Linked DNA regions of Homo sapiens: region 1 is linked to region 2. Evidence: read pairs that join two places in POLR2A ChIA-PET (ENCODE). Cell type or tissue: CD4-positive, alpha-beta T cell. All regions are shown on one strand. Each heading gives the region's core, and the rest is flanking DNA. Links, peaks and the distances in the headings are about the cores only.

Region 1 (11,864 bases), core at 4,649-8,648, 270 kb after region 2:
CCTCGGCCTCCCAAAGTGCTGGGATTACAGGTGTGAGCCACCGCACCTGGCTACCATAGTCGAATTATTTAACACATCATCCATTACCACTCAAGCTGTACATTAGATCCATAGAACTTGTTTATCTTATATCTGTCTATATTTCTTTTTTGGTTTGTTTTCAGACAGGGTCTCATTCTGCTGCCCAGGCTGGAGGACAGTGGTGCTATCATAGCTTACTGTAACTTCAAACTCCTGGGCTCAAGAGATCCTCCTGCCTCAGCCTTCTGAGTAGCTGGGACCACAGGCACATGCCACCATATGTGGCTAATTTTAAATTTTTTTGTAGAGATGGGGGTCTCACTGTGTTGCCCTGACTAGGCTTGAACTCTTAGGCTTAAGTGATTCTCTTGTTTCGGCCTCCCAGAGTGTTGGGATTACAGGCGTGAGCCATCACACCTGGCTTCTATCTACATTTCTCATAAAACGAGAAATTAAATGAAAGTGAGAAATTAAAACTGAGAAATCAAAAAAATATTAATTCATTAAAAACAGACCCTTTACATGGTTAACACAAAAAACATACTTTTATGAAAAATAGTTATGTTTTTCAAATTTTAAAAATTAGTAAGAAGAGACCAGCATTGTTTTACATTTTGCAAATCTCTTTAATGTCTGGTTTCATAAAAAGACAGCTGGATTCTCATATCTGCTTCTCTGCTCAATCTGTTGTGATAGTACGTGTTATGTAGCCTCTGGGAAACTCCATTATGCACTCATGAGAGACTGAAAGTGAAAAGGCAAATAATGCCTTAGAATTATGAAAATAGATTTGAGTTCAAGGAGCCTCTGAAAGGATCTATCTGAAATAATAGCTGTAATTTGCTATCTTTTTTGTTTGATCCCAGTTAAAAAAATACCAAGTTTCATTTGTTTTTTTTTTATTTTTATTCATTTATTTTTTTGAGACAAGGTCTTGCTTTGTTGCCCAGGCTGGAGTGCAACGGTATGATCTTGGCTCACTGAAGCCTTGACCGCTCAGGCTCAAGCGATCCTCCCACCTCAGACTCCTGAGCAGCTGGGACTACAGGCACATGCCACGATGCCTGCCTAATTTTGTTTATTTTTGGTAGAGGATAGGTTTCACCATGTTGCCCAGGCTGGTCTCAAAATCCTGGACTCAAGCAATCCTCCCATCTTGGCCTCCCAAATGCTGGGATTGCAGGCATGAGCTACTATGCCCAGCCTCATTTGTTTATTTTTCTAGCGTACTTATATTTAGCCCAGATGTAGAAGAACTGGTGAGATAAGTAATCCTTAATGTTTTCTTAGTCTTGAAAACCTTAAAAAATCTGATGAAAGCAATGGACTCACTCTCTCCCCACAAAAAACAGATATGAACACGATATTCTACATATCTTAGGGACTGGAGGAGTCATACATACCTATAATGTATCCACAGATTCCAGCTTAAGAATATCCTGACTATATGATTATATAACATCCCTTTCCAAGTTTATAGACCCAGATTAAATACACACAAAGTAATGAGACATATTTTAAAAAACATATCTCTTAATGCTTCCACATATCACTTCCCCCACAAAGTAAGAAAACTATGATCTATATGTGTGAAATTAAATTTGACTTGCTTAAGTAAATGATATAAACTTTTTGGGTAGTTGGGAATGGGGGAGAGGATAGGTAGCCTCTGAGCGATGAGTCCTATTTTAAGATAGGAAAAGAAAGTTATTAGTGTTAGAAATGGATTTCTAGGCTAAAAGGAATTATGGGTCCCATTAGTCACCCAGAAGGGCAATTTCTATGTAGATAGCTTGTCTGGATAAATAAATCCCTTCTCCAGCTTATAATCTGGGGAGAGTACAGACATACACTATTGTGTGTGTATGTGTAGTTACTGCTTCATATGAAGGACCGAACTAACTTTGTACACATTTTTTTTTATAGATGTATGTCTATGTTTGTATATTTACATAATGAAACCCCCTTTCAAATGAAATTTAACTTGGAACACTAATATAAGGATGAGAATAGAGATCTTGTTGAAACTAACGTGGGGGCCCTAGAGTCTTACCTACTACTCAGCACTAGGTACTATTACTACTCTAATCCCATCTCCCTCCATAAGCACTTCCATGGAGCCCCAAGGCTCTGCAGAATACCTATAGATTGAAAACTACATTCAATCTACTGATCTGATCTTGGAGGTAAGAAAGTTAATTCCATAAAGCACAAAATACTTATTATGATTATAGTCACTAAAAATTTCAGGTTCAAAGAAAATATTTAGGGACGTCTCTCTGTTCTTCAGCATCTCTAAGATCTTCTGCAAAGGCAAGAGCATGGAACTCCTCTGTCATAAGCTTGCAGTGCTATAGCAATGGGGAAATGAACATGAGGAATTTCTGTTTCCTGTGTTGGCTTACAACTGATTCCAAGTAAGAAAAAGGGAAAGCAAAAACAACAGTAGAAAAGATAAGCACCAGGATTTAGATCATCATGGCGGATGGGAGGCAGGATTAGATTGCAGCTCCAACTCGGACAAAGCAGCATGTTGGGGCTCGCACTATGAATTTTAGCTCCAGAACAACTGCAAGAACAAACCAGGAATCCCAAGAGGACCCACAGACCCTCTGAAGGAAGTGGACTGCTCCTGCAGGACCTGGGAGACACCCCAAATACTGTGTGGTATTCAGGGCCGAGACACCCATAAACGATTCACATCACAGGACTCTGTGCAGACAAACCCTGAATACCACCCCGGAGCCAGACAGACTGGCTGGATGGCTAGACCCAGAAGAGAGATAACAATCACTGCAGCTCGGCTCATAGGAAGCTACATCCATAGGAAAAGGGGGGAGAGTATCACATCAAGGGAACATCCTGTGGGACAAAAGAATCTGAACAACAGCCTTCAGCCCTAGACCTTGCCTCTCTGACAGAGCCTACCCAAATAAGAAGGAACCAGAAAACCAACTCTGGTAATATGACAAAACAAGGCTCTTTAACACCTCCAAAAAAAATCACACTAGCTCACCAGCAATGGATTCAAACCAATAAGAAATCCCTGATTTACCTGAAAAAGAATTCAGCGAGGCACCAGAGAAAAGCGAAGCCTGACGCAAGGAAATCCAAAAAACAATACGAGAAGTGAAGGGAGAAACATTCAAGGAAATAGCATAAAGAAAAACAATCAAAACTTCAGGAAACACTGGACACACTTACAAAAATGCAAAATGCTCTGGAAAGTCCCAGCAATAGAAATGAACAAATAGAAGAAAGAAATTCACAGCTTGAAGACAAGGTCTTCAAATTAACCCAATCCAACAAACACAAAGAAAAAAGAATAAGAAATTATGAACCAAGCATCCAAAAAGTCTGGGATTATGTTAAACAGCCAAACCTAAGAATAATCGGTGTTCCTGAGGAATAAGAGAAATCTAAAAGTTTGGAAAACATATTTGGGTGAATAATTGAGGAAACCTTCCCCGGCCTTGCTAGAGACCTAGGCATCTAAATACAAGAAGCATAAAGAGCATCTGGGAAATTCATCACAAAAAGATCATCACCTAGGCACACTGTCATCAGGTTATCTAAAGTTAAGACAAAGGAAAGAATCTTAAGAGTTGTGAGACAGAAGCACCAGGTAATCTATAAAGGAAAACCTATCCGATTAACAGCAGATTTCTTTGCAGAAACCCTACAAGCTAGAAGGGATTAGGGCCCTATCTTAAGCCTCCTCATGCAAAGCAATTATCAGCCAAGAATTTTGTACCCAGTGAAACTAAACATCATATATGAAGGAAAGATACAGTCTTTCTCAGACAAACAAATGCTGAGAGAATCTGCTACTACCAAACCACCATTACAAGAACTGCTAGGCTGGGCGCAGTGGCTCATGCCTGTAATCCTAGCCCTTTGGGAGGCTGAGGCGGGTGGATCACCTGAGGTCAGGAGTTTGAGACTAGCCTGGCCAACATGGTGAAACCCTGTCTCTACTAAAAATACAAAAATTAGCTGGACGTGGTGGTGGGTGCCTGTAATCCCAGCTACTCGGGAGGCTGAGGCAGGAGAATTGCTTGAACCTGGGGGGGCGGAGGGTGCAGTGAGACGAGATTGCACCACTTCACTCCAGCCTGGGCGAAAAAGCGAAACTCCGTCTCAAAAAAAAAAAAAAAAAAAAAAAAGAAAGAAAGAAAAAAACTGTGAAAAGGAGCTCTAAATCTTGAAACAAATCCTGGAAACACATCAAAAACAGAATCTCTTAAAAGCATAAATCATGAAGGACCTATAAAACAAAAACAATTTAAAAAGCAAAAACAAAAAAAACAAGGTACACAGGCAACAAATACCACAATGAATGCAATGGTACCTCAAATCTCAATACTAACATCGAATGTAAATGGCATAAATGTTCCACTTAAAAGATACAGAATAGCAGAATGGATAAGAACTCACCAACCATCTGCTGCCTTCAGGAGACTCACCTAACACATAAGGACTCACATAAACATCAAGTAAAGGAGTGGAAAAAGGCAGTTTGTGCAAATGGACACCAAGCAGGGGTAGCTATTTTTATATTAGACAAAAACAAACTTTAAAGCAAAAGCAGTTAAAAGAGACAAAGGACATTATATAATGATAAAAGGCCTTGTCCAACGAGAAATATCACAATCCTAAACATTTATGCACCTAACACTGGAGCTCCCAAATTTATAAAACAATTACTAATAGACCTAAGAAATGAGATAGACAGCAACACAATAATAGTGGAGGACTTCAATACTACACTGACAGCACTAGACAGGTCATCAAGACAGAAAGTCAACAAAGAAAAAATGGATTTAAACTATGCCTTGGAACAAATGAACTTAACAGATAATATACAGAGCATTTCATCCAACAACCGCAGATTACACATTCTATTCAACAGCACATGGAACTTTCTCCAAGATAGACCATGTGATAAGCCAGAAAACAAGCCTTAATAAATTTAAGAAAATTGAAATCATATCAAGCACTCTCTCAGGCCATAGTGGAATAAACTGGAAATCAACTCCAAAAGGAACCTTCAAAACCATGCCAATACATGGAAATTAAATAAGCTGCTCCTGAATGATCCTTGGATCAAAAATGAAATCAAGATGGAAATTTAAAAATTCTTCAAACTGAATGGCAATAATGACACAACCTATCAAAACCTCTGGGCTGCAGCAAAGGCAGTGCTAAAAGGAAAGGTCATAGTCCTAAATGCCTACATCAAAAAGACTGAAAGAACACAAACTGACATTCTAAGGTCACACCTCAAGGAACTAGAGAAACAAGAACAAACCAAACCGAAACCCAGCAGAAGAAAGGAAATAACCAAGATCAAAGCAGAACTAAATGTAATTGAAACAAAAACAAATACAAAAGATACATGAAACCAAAAGCTGGCTCTTTGAAAAGATAAATAAAATTGATAGACCGTTAGCAAGATTAACCAAGAAGAGAGAAAATCCAAATAACCTCATTAAGAAACAAAACGGGACATATTACAACTGACACCACTGAGACACAAAAGATCATTCAAGACTACTACAAACACCTTTACACAAGCTAGAAAACCTAGAAGAGATGGATAAATTCCTGGAAAAATACAACCCTCCTAGCTTAAATCAGGAAGAATTAGATACCCTGAACAGACCAATAATAAGCAGCAAGATTGAAATGGGAATTAAAAAATTACCAACAAAAGGCCGGGCGTGGTGCCTCACGCCTGTAATCCCAGCGCTTTGGGAGGCTGAGGTGGGCGGATCATGAGGTTAGGAGATCGAGACCATCCTGGCTAACACCGTGAAACCCTGTCTACTAAAAATACAAAAGATTAGCTGGGCATGGTGGTGGGCACCAGTAGTCCCAGCTACTCAGGAGGCTGAGGCAGAATGGCGTGAAGAGAGGTAGAGCTTGCAGTGCGCTGAGATCACGCCACTGCACTCCAGCCTGGGCGACAGAGTGAGACTCCGTCTCAAAAAAAACCAACGAAAAAAAGTCTGGGACCAGATGGATTCACAGCAGAATTCTACCAGACATTCAAAGAAGAATTGGTACCAATCCTTCTGACGCTATTCTATGAGATAAAGAGGGAACCCTCCCTAATTCATTCTATGAAGGCGACATCACCCTAATACCCAAATCAGGAAAGGACATAAGCAAAAAAGAAAACTACTGCCCGATATCCTTGATGAACATAGATGCTAAAATCCTTAACAAAATACTAGCTAACTGAATCCAACAACATATCAAAAAGATAATCCACCATGATTAAGTGGGTTTCATACCAGGGATGTAGGGACAGTTTAACATACATAAGTCAATAAGTGTGATATACCACATAAACAGAATTTTAAAACCAAAAATCACATGATCATCTCAATGGATGCAGAAAAAACATTCAACAAAATCCAGCATCCATTTATGATTAAAACTCTCAGCGAAAGTGGCATACAAGGGACATACCTCAATGTAATAAAAGCCATCTATGACAAACCCACAGCCAACATAACAATGAATGGAGAAAAGTTGAAAGCATTCCCTCTGAGAATTGGAACAAGACAAGGATGCCCACTCTCACCATTCTTCTTCAACATACTACTGGAAGTCCTAGACAATGCAATCAGACAAGAGAAAGAAAGAAAGGGCATCTAAATCAGTAAAGAGGAAGTCAAACTGTCACTGTTTGCTGACAATATGATTGTTTACCTCGAAAACCCTAAAGACTCCTCCAGAAAGCTGCTAGAACTGATAAAAGAATTCAGCCAAGTTTCTGGATACAAGATTAATGTACACAAATCAGTAGCTCTTCTATACACTAACAGCAACCAAGTGGAGAGTCAAATCAAGAATTTAACTCCTTTTACAACAGCTACAAAAACACACACACAAAAAAAAACCACACAAAAAAAACAAATTTAGGAAGATACCTAACCAAGGAGGCAAAAGACCTCTACAAGAAAAACTACAAAACATTGCTGAAAGAAATCATAGACAACACAATGAATGGAAACACATCCCATGCTCGTGGATAGGTAGAATCAATATTGTGAAAATGACCATGCTGCCAAAAGCAATCTACAAATTCAGTGCAATCCCTACCACCATCATTCTTCACAGAATTAGAAAAAACAATTTTAAAATGCATATGGAACCAAAACATGGCCTGCACAGCCAAAGCAAGACTAAGCAAAAAGAACAAACCTGGAGGCATCGCATTACCTGATTTCAAACTGTACTATAAGGCCATCGTCACCAAAACACCATGGTACTGGTATAAAAATAGGCACATAGGCCAATGGAACAGAATAGAGAACCCAGAAATAAACTCAAATACTTACAGCCAACTGATCTTTGACAAAGTGAACAATAGTGGGGAAAGGACACCCTTTTCAACAAATGGTGCTGGGATCATTGGCTAGCCACATGTAGGAGAATGAATCTTATATAAAAGCAACTCAAGATGGATTAAGGACTTAAATCTAAGACCTGAAACTATAAAAATTCTAGAAGATAACATTGGAAAAACCCTTCTAGACATTGGCGTACCCAAAAGCAAATGCAATAAAAACAAATAGCTGGGACTTAATTAAACTAAAGAGCTTTTGCATGGCCAAAGAACAGTCAGCAGAGTGAACAGACAACCCACAGAGTGGAAGAAAATCTTCACAATCTATACATCTGACAAAGGACTAACATCCAGAATCTACAACGAACTCAAACAAATCAGTAAGAAAAAAACAAGCAATCCCATCAAACAGTAGGCTAAGGACATAAATAGACAATTCTCAAATGGCCAAGAAAACACATGAAAAAATGCTCAACATCACTAATGACCAGGGAAATACAAATCAAAATCACAATGCGATACTACCTTCTTCCTGCAAGAATGGCCATAATCAAAAAATCAAAAACCAGTAGATGTTGGTGTGGATGCAGCAATCAGAGAACACTTCTACATTGCTGGTAGAAATGTGAACTAGTACAGCCACTATGGAAAACAGTGTGGAGATTCCTTAAAGAACTAAAAGTAGAACTACTATTTGATCCAGCAATCCCACTGCTGGGTATCTACTCAGAGGAAAATAAGTCATTATATGCAAAAGATACTTGCACACTCATGTTTATAGCAGCCCAGTTCACAATTGCAAAATCGTGGAACCAACCCAAATGTCCATCAATCAATGAGTGGATAAAGAAACTGTGGTATATATACACGATGAACTACTACTCAGCCATAAAAAGGAATGAATTAATGGCATTGCAGTCTCCTGGATGAGACTGGAGACTGTTATTCTAAGTGAAGTAACTCAGGAATGGAAAATCAAACACCATATGTTCTCAGTGATATGTGGGAGCTAAGCTATGAGGATGCAAAAGCATAAGAATGATACAATGGACTTTGGGGACTTGGGGGGAAGGGTGGGAGGGGGTGAGAGATAAAAGACTACAAATAGGGTGCAGTGTATACTGCTCGGGTGATGGGTGCAGCAAAATCTCACAAAGCACCACTGAAGAACTTACTCATGTAGCCAAATACCACCTGTACCCCAATAACCTATGGGAAAAAAAGGTAAGCACCAGAAATTATGGAAATAGTTTTAAAAAATTTTTGTGTCAATGTAGTATATGCAGAAAACAGGTTATATTTCCATGGACTATGTTTCCATAGGCAAGGACTATGTGCCATGGGTTTTATATTCCAAAAGGGTCCAGTCACAAGTCCTTTCCGAGGTCACTTTAAGTTCTAAGAAAGAGAGGGGAAGATGTCATTCTGAATACAAACTTCGCTGCTAATTTGGAAGTAATATGGTGACTATGAAGGTAGACAGAATTCAGATTGTTTAGGCTTGAATATGTTTCTGCCCCTAACTAGCTGGCTGTGTGATGATTTGCGGTAAGTTACTTAACTTTCCCAAGCTTCAGTTGTCTCCTTTAAAGGTTGGCATTAACAATAGCATTCACTTCATAGGGCTATTGTATTAAAAGATATAATGCCCACAAAGTTCCTAGCACAGTGCCTACTGTACAGCAAACACTCACTAATGTTATCTACTGGTATTACCCGTCTAAATAAGTAACAATGGCATTATTGTTCAACCTAAATTTTTGTTGCAGATTATCTTTAAAATAAATGACTGGAAAGAAAGAGTTTTAAAAATATTTTATATCTATATATTACTGATAATGTATCAGACAATGTTCTAGGCATGTTATGTATATTAACCTATTTGATCCTTACAAGAACCTTATTAGGCAGATATTACTTTCCCCATTTTGAGGCTCAGATAATTAAAGTGACTTGCCCAAGGCCACACAGCTATAATGGCAGGGTTGCAATTTGAATCCAGGCAGTCAGCTCCAGAGAATTATGCTTTTAATCATGATAACATACTGCAATAAGGTAAAGTATACTTATAATAGATTATAATAATAATAGCTACCACTTTGGAAATCCTAATATATGTTATGTATTCTACTAGAACATTTCTGTGCATTATCTCTAACTTTACAATGATCCCATATTGTGGGTACCATGATCCCACCTTACAAATGAGTAATTAGACTCACAGAAGTTAACTATCTTGCCCTAGGTCACATAGTTAATGAGAGCCAGAGCCTACATGAAACTCTGTTGTGTTCTCTGAAGCTTGAAATTGTTCCATTACAGTAAGTCCTCATTTAATGTTAGTGATAGGTTCTTGGATACTGTGACTTTAAGCAAAACTACTTATAGCAGATTCTCAAACAACATCATTATAACGTTGATGAGAAAAAAATTTGTTTCATTATACATCATTTTGCGTAAAGTTGCGGTGTCTAAGAATCCAACAACATTAAGTAAGGACTGTATACCACACTGCTTCTAAGTACAGATTTTGATGAAAGGCAAATAGCCCATGGGTTTTAGTTGTTTCAGATGACAGGCAAGAACCTGAAAAGGGGTGAACCTAAGACAATCTAAACACTATCATGCTATCACTTATTCATTCATTTAACCAACATTTGTTGAACACTTTCTATGAACTAAGCCCTAGCCAAGGATTTAATGATGAATAACACAAACAGGGTCTTTCTCTTAGAGCTAACAAATGAGTGCTTGAGAGAGTGGCTTAATAAAGGAACAGTGTGATAACTACTTCAAGGATTACTTAGAGTCTAGATATGAGTTAGAACTGCCAATCCTTTTCTGCCTCCCCATTCAATGCTAACTAGACAAAAAGACTAGTTAAGAATATTGCTGGCACACTACTCTTTCTTACATAGTTCTAGTTACTTACTAGGTATTCTTGTCCTCTCTTCGATGCAGAGAGACAGTGTTCTGGAGAAACTTCAAACCTAACCTCTCGTTTCTACTCTATAAAGATCAGAGGAAGACCTTAGGCTCTCAGGTATAGTTGGCTTGCATCTGAGCACCATGATAAAGAATTATACGCCAAACACCTTTCTAGTTGCTAAAGGATAGAAATTACTATAACATAGTCCCTGGTCTCAAGGAATTTATTTATTTATATTAACAACTATTCTACTGATCATGCAAAAATAAACAAAGAATAAACACAAGTCTCCTATATTATTCCCAGGGATATCCCAGAAATGGGCTAAGTTTTGTACCCAGTATTGGAACTTACTCTCTGAGAAGTTATTTTTCTTCAATGAGGCAAGTATTTAGCAAAGGACTTGACAGTAACTTAAAACTTTTCTCTAGTAATAGAGGATTAGCAGTGAAATCTGTTCTGGGATTTACAGAAGAACCAACCCCTGAGAGAATCTAATGTCCTTGTTTGGTAAATCTGGTCCTTGCCCTTGAGCCATAGGAAATCTACAGTGTGCATTTGTATTTCCTCTCTCACACTTACAGACTTTACTTTTACCTTTTGGAGACCAGGATTATCCTAGAGAAGCACTTCTGACATGATGGATATATAAAACTTGAATTCTGGAGAGCAAGTACTGAGGCTAGAAGAAATTTTCGTCTTCTGTTCATGTGTTCACACCGTGGTCTGCAAAACAAAATAGCCATTGGGATGACTGGCAAATCTTTCATTGCAGTGCATATTCTTTTCTTAGGAAAACCACTTAACCTCTACTGCAAAGCTAATAGATGTCATTTGTTTCACTTTCAAAGTGAAGGTGGTATCAATGTATTGGAAAATTAATTCTTTTTCTCCTTAAAATATTAATAGGAAGAAAATCACATTTAAAACAGAGTAGTTTAAGAAAATTCTTGTATCCTGTTTCTTAATAAATGCTCTATCCCAGTAATTCAGGAAAGATGTCATTTAGCTTCTTCACACCTTTACAAGAAGATACACAACTTGTGTCTGCCATCAATACAAAGGAAACTACCGGTTGAGCATCTTGAATCTGAAAGTCCAAAACCCAAAATCTGAAATGTTTTGAGTGCCACCATGATGGCACAAATCAAAATTCCACACATAAGTACTTAACACAAACTTTGTTTCATGCACTAAATTATTAAAAGTATTGTGGCCGGGCGTGGTGGCTCATGCCTGTAATCCCAGCACTTTGGGAGGCCGAGGCAGGCGGATCACCTGAGGTAGGGAGTTTGAGACCAGCCTGGCCAACATGGTGAAACCCCATCTCCACTAAATACAAAAAGTAGCTGAGCATGGTGGGGGGTGCCTGTAATCCCAGCTACTCAGGAGGCTGCGGCAGGAGAATTGCTTGAACCTAGGATGCGGAGGTTGCAGTGAGCCGAGATTGCACCATGGCACTTCAGCCTGGGCAACAAGAGCAAAACTCCATCTAAAAAAGAAAAAAAAAAGTATTGTATAAAATTACCTTCAGACTATGTGTATAAGATGTAT
Region 2 (11,864 bases), core at 3,291-7,290:
GGACAACCCTTTATTATTAAGGTGATCACTGGCTCAGTCGGACTGGGGTCCAGAAAGTCTGAGCCCGGAACAAAGGGATCAATCACCTTTTAAGCAATTTGTGGCGGGAGTTTGGTGCTACAGGAAGCCTACTTGCAGAAGCAAGAACAAAGGCAGTTAATTATTCTTTTACATTTGTTACACCACATGTCTTACATCCTTGGGAATGCATGCTTTTGTAGCAATTGCTTATCAACCTTGTGACTTTACAGCGCGCTAGGGAGGGAAGCAGGAACTCGTGGTGCCTCAAGGAACGTGAAACGGTGGAACACAGATAAGCCTCTCCGTGCGTAGAGGAGAAATAAGCGGTTAATATTCTCTCTTAACCCAGGCCTCCGGAGGGTGGGGGGCTATATTTCATTCTACCTCTAAGGAAAAGAATAAACTTCTTGACTAATATACTTATAAAATTCATTAATTCCCCCTTCACTAGTAAATAATAAATACCTGACTTAGGATTCCAAAATAGGTCTTGAATTTTTCTGCAGGAGCTCCTCAAAGTCTCTGAATTCCCACAACCTTTTATTAGATCACTTATCCCATTGTATTATAATTATCTGTTTAACAATTTTTCCTCACCCCTAAAGGACCCTGAGCTTCTGGAAGGTAGGGACTGTATCTTAAAATCTTGGCATTTCTGATGTCTAGAATATTTCATTTAAGAGAAGGGCTTAGTAACTGTTGTGTGGGTGGGTTGATGAGTTAACTGTCAGGCAGGTGAACTAATAGGCTGAAGATAAAGTTTTTCACTGTTGGAAGTGAATTTGGGATTAGTCATCCTAATCCCCTCACTTTTAGAGATGGGGCAACTGAGTCATGCGCGGTGGCTCACGCCTGTAATTCTAGCACTTTGGGAGGCCAAGGTGAGCGGATCACCTGAAGTCAGGGATTTGAGACCAGCCTGGCCAACATGGCGAAACCCCATCTCTACTAAAAATACAAAAATTAGCCAGGCATGGTAGCAGGAGCCTGTAATCCCAGCTGTTCGGGAGGCTGAGGCAGGAGAATCACTTGAACCTGGGAGGCGGAGGTTGCAGTGAGTTGAGATCGCGCAATTGCGCTCCAGCCTGGGCGACAAGAGCAAAACTCCACCTCAAAGAAAAAACAAAACAAGACATGGGGCAGCTGAGGCCTTTTGTATACCAGGCATTTATCGAGTTATTCATGTGGGCCAGTTTCTGTGATAAATGATTTGCAAATAATACCCAACTTAATCTGTATTGTTATTTTTATTTTTACAGATGAAGAAACAGCTCAGATTTGACCAAGATCACACAAGTAGGAGTTGAGGAATTGGAACCCACTATGACTGACTCCAAATTAATATAGTGTTTATAGCCACTTACATAATAATGGTAAAGGTTTTATTTTTTTCACTATACAATATGTAGTAGATAAATTTACTGAGGAAATGAGACAGCACGTGACAAATCCTTAAAGGATACACACATGACAGGAAGGATTAGAAGAGGAAACAGAAACAGGTAACAGAGAAGCAGAAAAAGTAAAATCTCCCAAAATAAAAATAGAAGGAATTAAAAATAAAAGCAGACTCCGGGTGCAGTGGCTCATGCCCAGCACTTTGGGAGGCCGAGGCAGGTGAATCACTTGAGGTCAGGAGTTTGAGACCAGCCTCGCCAACATGATGAAACCCTGTTTCTACTAGAAATAAAAAAATTAGCCAGGTGTAGTGGCGTGCACCTGTAATTCTGGTTACTTGGGAAGCTAAGGCAGAAGAATCACTTGAACCCGAGAGGCAGAGGTTGCAGTGAGCCAAGATCATGCCATTGCACTCCAGCCTGGGTGACAGAGCAAGATTATAAAGTCTTCTCAATAAAATCGTCTCAAAAATAATAAAAATAAAAGCAGAAGTTAATGAAATAGCAAATAAAATTGATGATAGTAATTAGCTGGTGTTTGAAAAGAACAATAAATAGAAACTCAACAAATCTGAGGAAGAAAAGGAAAAAAAATGGTATTGGAAACAAAGGAGCCCATGGACGGAGGATGGCTTGAGCCCAGGAGGTTGAGGTTGCAGTGAGCCATGATTGCACCACTGCACTCCAGCCTGGTCAACAGAGCTAGACACTGTCTCAGAAAAAAAAAAAGAAACAGGCCGGGCATGGTGGCTCACGCCTGTAATCCCAGCACTTTGGGAGACCAAGGCAGGCGGATCATGAGGTCAAGAGATCGAGACCATCCCAGCCAGCATGGTGAAACCCCATCTCTACTAAAAATACAAAAATTAGCTGGGCGTGGTGGCAGGCGCCTGTAGTCCCAGCTACGTGGGAGGCTGGGGCAGGAGAATTGCTTGAACCCCCAGGAGGTGGAGGTTGCAGTAAGCCGAGATCGCGCCACTGCACTCCAGCTTGGCGACAGAGTGAGAGTCCGTCTCAGGGAAAAAAAAAAAAAAAGGGCAAAGGGACATCTTACAAAGGAGACTGTGAAAATCAGAAAGAAATTATTTTGTATAACATTATACACGTTGAGCACCCCTTATCCAAAATCTGAGATTTTCAGTCCTTATCCAAAATCTGAAATCCTTATCCAAAATCTGAGTGGCTGAGATCACGCCACTGCACTCCAGCCTGGGCAACACAGCGAGACTCTGTCTCAAAAACAATAAAGTGAGTGTGGTCCAGAAGAGATTAAGAAGCTAAGAAAAGCACACTGGTTTTAGCAAGAAGTCATTGATAATAAGAGTAATTTTAATAAAAAAGCTAAGATGCAATATCCAGACTGCATGGGATTTCAAGGTAAGTGCCTGACTATGGAAGAAATTTTTTTTTCTTTTTTTTTTGAGACAGAGTCTCGCTGTGTCACCCAGGCTGGAGTGCAGTGGCGCAATCTTGGCTTACTGCAAGCTGCCTCCTGGGTTCACTCCATTCTCCTGCCTCAGCCTCTCCGAGTAGCTGGGACTACGGGCGCCCACCACCACGTCCAGCTAATTTTTTTATTTTTAGTAGAGACGGGGTTTCACCGTGGTCTCGATCTCCTGACCTTGTGATCCGCCCGCCTCGTCTTCCCAAAGTGCTGGGATTACAAGCGTGAGCCACCGCGCCCAGCCTGGAAGAAGTTTCTTAAGTGAAACAGGGTTCAGAATACATCCTGGAGTGGTCATCTCAGTATTCTAGAGAACTGGAACCTTTTGTGAGTAGGAAGGAAGGTATGATTCCAGTTAGTAAATATGACTAGTCCTCCACTTCTACCTCAGTTTTTCTAAAGTGGGGTGATAAAGCAGGATATCATAAATCAGCTTTTTATATCTTGTTTCAGAGAAGGGAGCAGGGCCAACCCCAGGCAAAAACAAAAAACGAAGTGGATATTGGTGACAGTCTGTACTCCTTTCTGCCTATGTGCCATTTTCTGTTATTTCCCAGTCATTCTTGTTCTTCTTTTGGTGCTCACTCCCAAATCTTCACAGGGGTACTCCTTGGGTACCTTTTGGCTCTTATTTAGCTACTCTTCCCCACCTGCTCAACACAATGCCCATTATCTCTGGGAGCTGACCCCATTTAGGATTAGGAAAAAACTTCCCAATTCTACAAGAGTGCAGGTCTTTCTTGATAATAGTCTTTATTTTCCATTTCTACCTCCATTTAGGCAGCTACATTTTTCCACCTGCAGCATGGTTAGATGCCTCCTCAGATTTTCCTGAATATTTTGTGTAAACCTCCATTAGGTTGCTTACTTGGTACTAAATTGTAAGGTCAGTCATATAAAAAATATGTATATACTAAGCTGTTATATGAGAATGTTTTAATTTTTTATATGTAATTCCTTATTTTTCTTCCCAAAGCTTTTTATTTTTAGCTGAATTGCAATGAGATTGCTTTCTATTTTCCAAAGCATCAAAGTTGGACATTTTCAGTGGGAAAATTACACTAAAACCAGGAGGATATAAACTTAATGAAATCTTTAGATTTTAGGAAACACATACTTTTCCTTTTACTTGTTCTCTCAAACTTCAATTCAATTTAAAAGAAAATGTTCCATCATCTCTGAGGCTTCATTTAATTTTCCTTACTGCACTTTACAGTGTTAGATTACTACTTCTAGCTAACAGTGTTATGTATTGACTCTTTTTCTATCTTTGGGGATGCTGTTGATGTTGATTTCTGAATTATTTACCAGATCTGGCTGTTCATTAGAAAAAACTATGGAGCTTGAATACTAGAAGTGCCCCTGAATGCGAATCAACTAAATGAGACTCTCCAGAGATTAGGAATCTCTTAATATTCACTAATTCTAAGCCAGGTGTAGTGGTGTGCACCTGTAATCTAGTTACTTGGGAGGCTGAGGTGGGAGACTGGCTTGATCCCAGGAGTTCGAGGCCAGCCTGGACAACCTGGTAAGGCCCCATCTCTAAATTTAGTATTAAAATTTGTTTTAAATTCACTATAATTCTAATGCACAGCCAAATATGGGGCAGATCTGGATCACTGCCTTACATCTGGCCTTCTACCTCAAAGAGAAAATAAGAATTGAACTCAAACCCAACTGTAAATACTAGTGGCCATCTTGGAGAACACTGGCCCACCTCCATTCCAAAGCTAAATCCTTCCTGTGCTTTTATTTTTTTTGGCAGACAGTGTCCCTCTGGTTTTTCATATATTTGGTAGCGACGGAGTTTCACCATGTTGCCCAGGCTGGTCTTGAACTCCTACACTCAAGCAATCTACCCACTTCATCCTCCCAAAGTGCTGGAATTACAGGCATGAGCCACTGTGCCCCGCCCCTCCTGTGCTATTGTTGATACTATCTTGTTACAACCTTGAGACTGGTATACCGGTCATCTCCATCTTCAACCCATTTCTCCACTGAGCTCCTCTTAACATGCTAATGCCTCTCCTATTTGTCTAACTACAATTCAATCTCTGGAGTTAAACTTCATTTAAAAAAATAGCTTTTAATATTTTGTTACCTCTCATCCACACTACCCATTGCACCAGGTGTTGGCACCCATACTCAGCTGTTCTTAGGTCAACAGTTAGAGTATTTCTGAGTCTTACATATTTTCTTGACTTCATTTTGTTGACTACCTCGTCCATTGAAATTTTCTTCCTGCGCACACCTGTAATCCCAGCACTCTGGGAGGCCAAGACGGGCAGATCACTTAAGGTCAGGAGTTCGAGACCAGCCTGGCCAACGTGGTGAAACCCCGCCTCTACTCAAAATATAAAAATTAGCCAGGCGTGGTGGCGGGCACCTGTAATCCCAGCTACTTGGGAGGCTGAGACAGGAGAATCACTTGAACCCAGGAGGCAGAGGTTGCAGTGAGCCGAGATTGTGCCACTGCACTGAGCCGAGATTGTGCTACTGCACTGATCCAGCCTGAGCAACATAGCAAGACTGTCTCAAAAAAAGAAAAAAAAAAATTTTCCCATTGCTGGTTTTCCCATTTTCTTTTTGACCTTCCCACCTACCAGTCTTTGTTCCCCCATCCTTGACCCTCTTCTCCATGTGGATACCGTTGATACACTTTTAGGTTTGAATATCACCTTCCTTTTAGAATGTTCCATACCTTTAAGCATTTGATAAAAGCTATGGTGGTTTCCCCAGAAAAATGTTCAACAGGAAGTTTTGCCTACATTTTTGGATTCACAGACCTCAGTTCCTATGGCAGTGTTCATATACGTAAGTTCAGCTGTTACGTGTTTACAACTCAAATCCAATGGCTACCAGTTTTCCCACTGGACCTCTCTGGATTTAGCAATCTCTAAAATTGTATTCACTTGATTCTTAAAAAAATAAAAAAGCTTAAATGCAGATAGGATGTCACCCTGTTTAAAATTTCTAGTGGCTGCTCTGGTCATCAGTTTAATAAAAATTCCTTAGCATGACCAAGAAGGCTCTTCACTACTTAAAAATAAAGGCTGGGCACGTGGCTCATGCCTGTAATCCCAGCACTCTGGGAGGCCAAGGCAGTAGGATCACTTGAGCCCAGGAATTCGAAACCAGCCTGGACTACGTAGTGAGACTCCATTTCTACTAAAAAAATTAATGGCTCATCATAATCTATTCAAAACTACTGAGTTTTAACCATAAGAAGTCAATTTTTGAAAACACAAAAGTATTTTAAGCCTTTACATTTGCTGTTCATTTTCCAAAGATACCCTTCCCATCAGTATGGACTCCACTCCTGGTTATCCTCCAAGACTCAAATGTCACCACTTTTGTAGAATCTTCCTTAGCCACCTTCCAGTAGTTTGGTGTGCTTATTTCTATCCTAACAATCAATTTGGGGGTATCTTTTAAAATTGCAGAAATTGTATGGAATTAGAGGAAACAAAGCCACGTTCAAATTCTTATAAAAATTTTAAAGTGAGTGGCTTAATTTCATCTGTAAAGTGGGGACACCATCTACCATGTAGTTATTAGATGTGAATACCAGAGAAAATACATGTAGAAAGTGCTAGTGCCTGCCACATACTATGTGCTCAATAAAACTCAGTGTTTTATATGCCTATCTCCAATAAATGGCAGAAAAGACTAACCTGTCTCAGAGTGCCTGGCTCATAGCAAGTACCATGTTCATGTTTCAAAAAACAGATGAAAGACAACAAGAAAGTCACATTCTAAAGCTTTTCAAGAAATAAAGAAGTACAAACAAAGTTTCTTCATCATTCTATTTATTACATGTATGAATATTAACATCTCATGGTGTCCATCTAAGTCAAAACCAACAAAAGAAAAAAGTTAACCATATCTCAAGCAAACATTCTTACAGATTCCCGTTACTTAAAATAGAAATATGTTCATCTGCATTAAATCATTTGACAATTTGAAAAAGTCTTTAAAAAAAAAATCACCTTTAGTACTTAAATATATTTGTTAATTGTTTGATGGCATCAGTGTCCAAGTTCAAGAATAAAACTTTGCATCATTAGATATTTTCAAAAGTGAACATCTGGATGGTTCTCTATACCTGGAGATGTGTTTGTGTATATATATATATATATCTGCAAAATATGTCCTATTTTATCTTTAAAATTTTTTCAAAATCTGGCTTTTCTATTTGAGAAAAGCCCTACGGTGCTCTCTCGGAACCCCCTTTTGAAGGATGAAACCTCAAACTTGCTTCTTTAATCAGTGGGAGGCTACTAGAAAAAAAATCTTATGTTGAGGTTGCTGTTCAATTCCATTTTTACCCAATAAAAAGTACAGAAACTATTTGATGGTGTGCATAAATATTACACTCCATGAATAGCAAAAATATTTTTTATTTATAATTTACAGTTGCACAGTGAAAAATCGTACATTTTTACACATACAATTTCATTTCGTTAAATTTGCACACATCTACAGAACTTTCACACAACAAGCACCTGAAACTCTGCAGGCAGTAGGAAATGCAAATACTAAAATGTATTTATTAACCAAATGATAGCTGAAGGCCCTGCCTCAGCCAGACAATTTATATAGATATGTCTATATATACATAAAAAAATTCTTCACCTTCTAGATCCAACAGCAGCTTTTTTAAAAAAGAAAAACATACCTTTCTCATTTTATTTAAACTGACTCGACTGTGTCATTTTCTGTTTTAATTTCAGAGGGTGTTGCTATGCTTTCCTCTGTACAAGCTGGTGGTGTATCAATTCGTTCTTCCTTAACTTTGGGACTGTCACAGGGTTCCTGCAATTCGTTTTTGACAATGTTCAACATAATATTCAAGGGGTTTTCAACTGGTGTCTTGCTGGGAGATGGTGTACAATCAAATGAAGATGTCTACAAAATGAAAGGCCCTATGAGTACTGATGAAAGTTCAAAATTCTCACATTAAATAACATTTAGTCTTGTAAGACCCTTGTATGAACAAGAGAACACACATACAACCAAATGCAAATGAAACACCTGCCTCCCAACAAAATGTGCCATAAAGACAACCAGAAATAAAATATATATTGCACGTTCAATATGTACTCAGCAGTGAGTTAAGCAGTTAACAGCTAAGTTATAGGACATTATACAGCCAAAAAAAGTTGATTAGACATGCTTCTACATTTTAATCTCTACATAGATGTTAAACTCATACATATATCCTGGGACTTGTTACTACCCTAATTTCAAATAGTCTGAGGATTTTTTAAATCCCCACAAACCATCACCCTCAACACTAGTCTTCTGACAACCTAAATAAACCTTCCAAATTGCCTCCAACCCATTATCTCTAAAAACCTATTTATTCCATTACTTGATTTTAAAAACAGACTACAAATATGACCATTTGAACTTTTTTTTTTTTTTTTTTTTTTGAGACAGAGCTCACTCTTGTCGCACAGGTTGCAGTGCAGTGGCATGAACTCAGCTCACTGCAACCTCCACCTCCTGGATTCAAACAATTCTCCTGCCTCAGCCTCACAATCAGGTGGAACTATAGGCACCCGCCACCATGCCTGGCTAATTTTTGTATTTTTAGTAGAGACAGGGTTTCACCATGTTGGCCAGGCTGTTCTCGAACTCCTGACCTCAGGTGATCCACTCGCCTCGGCCTCCCAAAAGTGCTGGGATTACAGGCATGAGCCACCACGCCCAGCCGACCATTTGAACTTTTAAGGTCAACGACTGGTATCATTTTTAGATTCCGTATGTGATCATTAAAAAGTATACCTATTTTGGCCGAGCACGGTGGCTCACGCCTATAATCCTAGCACTTTGGGAGGCCAAGGTGGGTGGATCACTTGAGGTCAGGAGTTCAAGACCAGCCTGACCAATGTGGTGAAACCCTGTCTCTACTAAAAATACAAAATTAGCCAGGTGTGGTGGTGCACGCCTGTAATCCCAGCTACTTGGGAAGCAGGGGCAGGAGAATCCCTTGAACCCAGGAGGTGGAGGTTGCAGTGAGCCGAGATTGCGCCATTGCACTCCAGCCTGGGCAACAAGAGCGAAACTTTGTCTCAGAACAAAACAACAAAAAGAATATACCTATTTAGATGGCTGAATAGAGATGTAAGAAAAAAAAATAGCAGTAAATGCTACCCATAGCTCTAGAAACGTATCCCCATCAGGATCCTTATCTTCACTTTTCCTCACATTTCTTTGGGCCTAGTGGACTAGTAAAAGATACCATGATTCAAGTGAATAAAATGCAAGGAATGATAAATTTCAAAATTTTAATTGTTTGCGTTATCACAGAAAATGATATTCATATATGTCAATTCTGTCAATCTGGCACCAGTTTTTACTGAACAACCTAAATGCTATATCAAAAAACAAAAACAGTTCAATATATTAAGTTTAAAATAACAATATTGCTCTGATGCAAAAAAAAAACTGAAAAGTAAAATTTATTAATGCAAATGAGAACAAATACAGTAACCAAAAAGAACTTACATTTTGATAATCTTCATAACATGATGGATGATAAATCTGAAGCAAAAAGAAAAAAAGTAAATATGTGCGTATTCATTTCTAATGGGCTATTCTGATATTTCTTTTTAACTTTAAGCCAGAAGATAGTCTTTGGAAAGAAGACAAAAATTATTTGGTCCCAAAATGGATAAAACCAAATTTTCATCCTTATGCTTAAAGAGTCTGAAAAACTGACTTCTCTTGGCCCATTTAAGTATCTAGCCTAACTTGCTTTGTTTTCAGCACAGTATAGTTTGATGATGAAATATAAATCCACAATCAAAATAGTGTGGGTCGACAGAAAAACGACTAACTAGATTCAGAAGACCTAGTCCTGGGTCTGTCACTGACTAATAGTGCAACCTCCTGTGTAAAGTGTACAGAACCGGGTGACTGCTAAGATCCCTTCTAATTCAAACATTCTATTACTAAAGTCCAATACCCTTTTTATTAAGACCAAAAATCAAACAAAAACTATTATGAACCGCCTCCTTTCAAAGTAATGTGTTAACCCAACAAAAAAACACTAATCTTAACACTTCCTTATAAAGAAATGAAAATTACCTTTCCATCTACTCTAATAGCATTTTTCAAATGCCATTCCTCCTCTTCTTCATCCCAGTATTGTTCAAATTGTTCTTGACAGATTTCACAACTCTAAAATAGAATCATATAAAATGAAATTTACATAATAGACCATATTTAACCCCATTAAGTAAAAATATACAAACACTGTTAAGTGGAGTAAAGAATTTATGAGTGTTCCAAAAGTTTGAATAATGTCCAATATACAGTATGATTCAAAATACATTTATGGGATTCTGTCAATCTTTCCAGTAAAAAGAGTAAACATTTCACTGCTTTTGGCCACTGTAGTTATGAAACTCAAAGCTAGATTGTAAGAGTAAAATTGAAGAGTAGAGCTTTCAAGAAGTCTTAAAATCATTAAAACAGGGATATAAATATAGTGATGTGTTTATGAGTATTTACATAAAGGAAGTGAGGGACACTCCCACTGTGAGAAAACTTAAACGTTCTTCTCTCACCTCAACTGCTCCAGCTGGTCCAGCAGGTACACTTTGGAACTCTTTTTCTTTAGCAGCCTCTTGAGTTTTGAGCACAACTTCTTCATGCACCTTTTCAAAAAACTGGCTCTTTGCCCGTTCTTCCAGATCAGCTATCTCCTCAAATTCTATCCAGTCCTTAAAAGGAGTTGATTTTTAAAAGATTATTCCATTTATTTCTAAATTTTTACTGTGTATCTTCAATATAATGCCATTTAAAGGTAGGGGTATACTATTTTCTACATTATGCTCTAATATTATTTAAAATTATACTTTGAAACATATAACTAATGACAACATGAAACTAATAATTAAGATCTTTTCCATTAACTCTATAGTTACAACTACTAATTCAAAAAAGACAAGCTTCAAGTATATTTTTTTTTTTACAAAAAACAGTCCTAGAGCCTGGGAATTTTAGAGCTAGAACAAGCCTGTAGGCTACACTCTAATCTTAATTAAAAAAAAAAAAATTCCCTTCAAAATTCATTTTTTAAAAAATGTGTTTATATTCCAGGGGTCAAAGCCTTGGACTTTTAGAGCTAGAACAAGCCTGTATGCTATACTCTAATCTTAATTTAAAAAAAAAAATACTCTTCAAAATTCATTTTTTAAAAAATCTGTTTATATTCTAGGGGTCAAATTTTATTCAGGAAATTTCAATGTTAGATTCCAGCAGTTATTAAAATTATTAAATTACTTAATTAAAATTAAATTTTAATAATTATTAAAATTAATATACTTTTAGAATGATATAATTTAAGCCTAAAAGATACTATGGAGGCACATGGGTTACTTACTGTTAAACTGTAGTACCAACGTCTATGAGTGACTTTTCGGCTAACATCCTTTTCAGTTCTATTTTGCCGATAATGCCAGTCCAAATGATCTGCATAAACATCTGTCTGTGATGTTGTAAACCTCATTCCACAAGAGTAACACTGAATACCAGTGTACAGTCGATTTATAACACTGTCATAACGTCTATTTTGAAAAAGAAATAATCTTTAGTGTTGATAATATGGCTTAATGGCCTTTAAAAGCCAATTACAAATATTTCAATTTTCCATACTGTAACAATGGTGAAACCAAGAGCTGGCTGAAACAGTTAATACCCAAAGATCAGTATTATTCTCTAACAATGTGATTGACCCTCTTTACCTTAACTTTGGTGACTTTTGGAAGATGGAGCCTGTCTTCTTATTGATAGCCCTGACCCAGTTATTTATTTCCTTTTAGCTAAAAATGAAATGATCCTGTGCTAGCTAACAAGGCAATAGTTAGCTTATTTTAGTTTGGAGTCAAGTCAAGATGGACATGGCAGAACAGTTAAATTTCACCTCTCTAGATCTTTGGCATTCTGAATAATTCAACTTCTCCACTCTGGTGTAACAGTGAAAAAAGGAC

What was found. Peaks named below come from ENCODE experiments on the same cell type or tissue, not always from the same donor. Only the 100,000 strongest peaks of a DNase experiment are listed, where the experiment ranks them.
Region 1: POLR2A ChIA-PET joins it to region 2 with 11 read pairs; 21 of 35 experiments call an interaction of 5 or more read pairs at or near these places.

Annotation. Positions count from the first base shown.
Region 1 is chr11:82,913,895-82,925,758 of GRCh38, reverse strand. DDIAS (DNA damage induced apoptosis suppressor) reads right to left here. Exons shown (of 6, transcript NM_145018.4): 3 at 10,908-11,036. The coding sequence starts at 11,020. Among named protein-coding and RNA genes, the nearest start is that of DDIAS, 18 kb to the right of the region's middle. RefSeq lists a silencer at 732-781. In CD4-positive, alpha-beta T cell, for the core only: no CTCF peak of the experiment used is centred there; no DNase peak of the experiment used is centred there; H3K27ac peaks cover 852 bases.
Region 2 is chr11:83,180,585-83,192,448 of GRCh38, reverse strand. PCF11 (PCF11 cleavage and polyadenylation factor subunit) reads right to left here. Exons shown (of 16, transcript NM_001346413.3): 12 at 11,258-11,441; 13 at 10,440-10,595; 14 at 9,958-10,050; 15 at 9,376-9,411; 16 at 6,655-7,770. The coding sequence ends at 7,555. It overlaps ANKRD42-DT (ANKRD42 divergent transcript), which reads left to right. Exons shown (of 3, transcript NR_149009.1): 2 at 1,281-1,394; 3 at 7,596-7,958. It overlaps PCF11-AS1 (PCF11 antisense RNA 1), which reads left to right and starts at 4,965. Exons shown (of 1, transcript NR_133914.1): 1 at 4,965-6,928. In CD4-positive, alpha-beta T cell, for the core only: no CTCF peak of the experiment used is centred there; no DNase peak of the experiment used is centred there.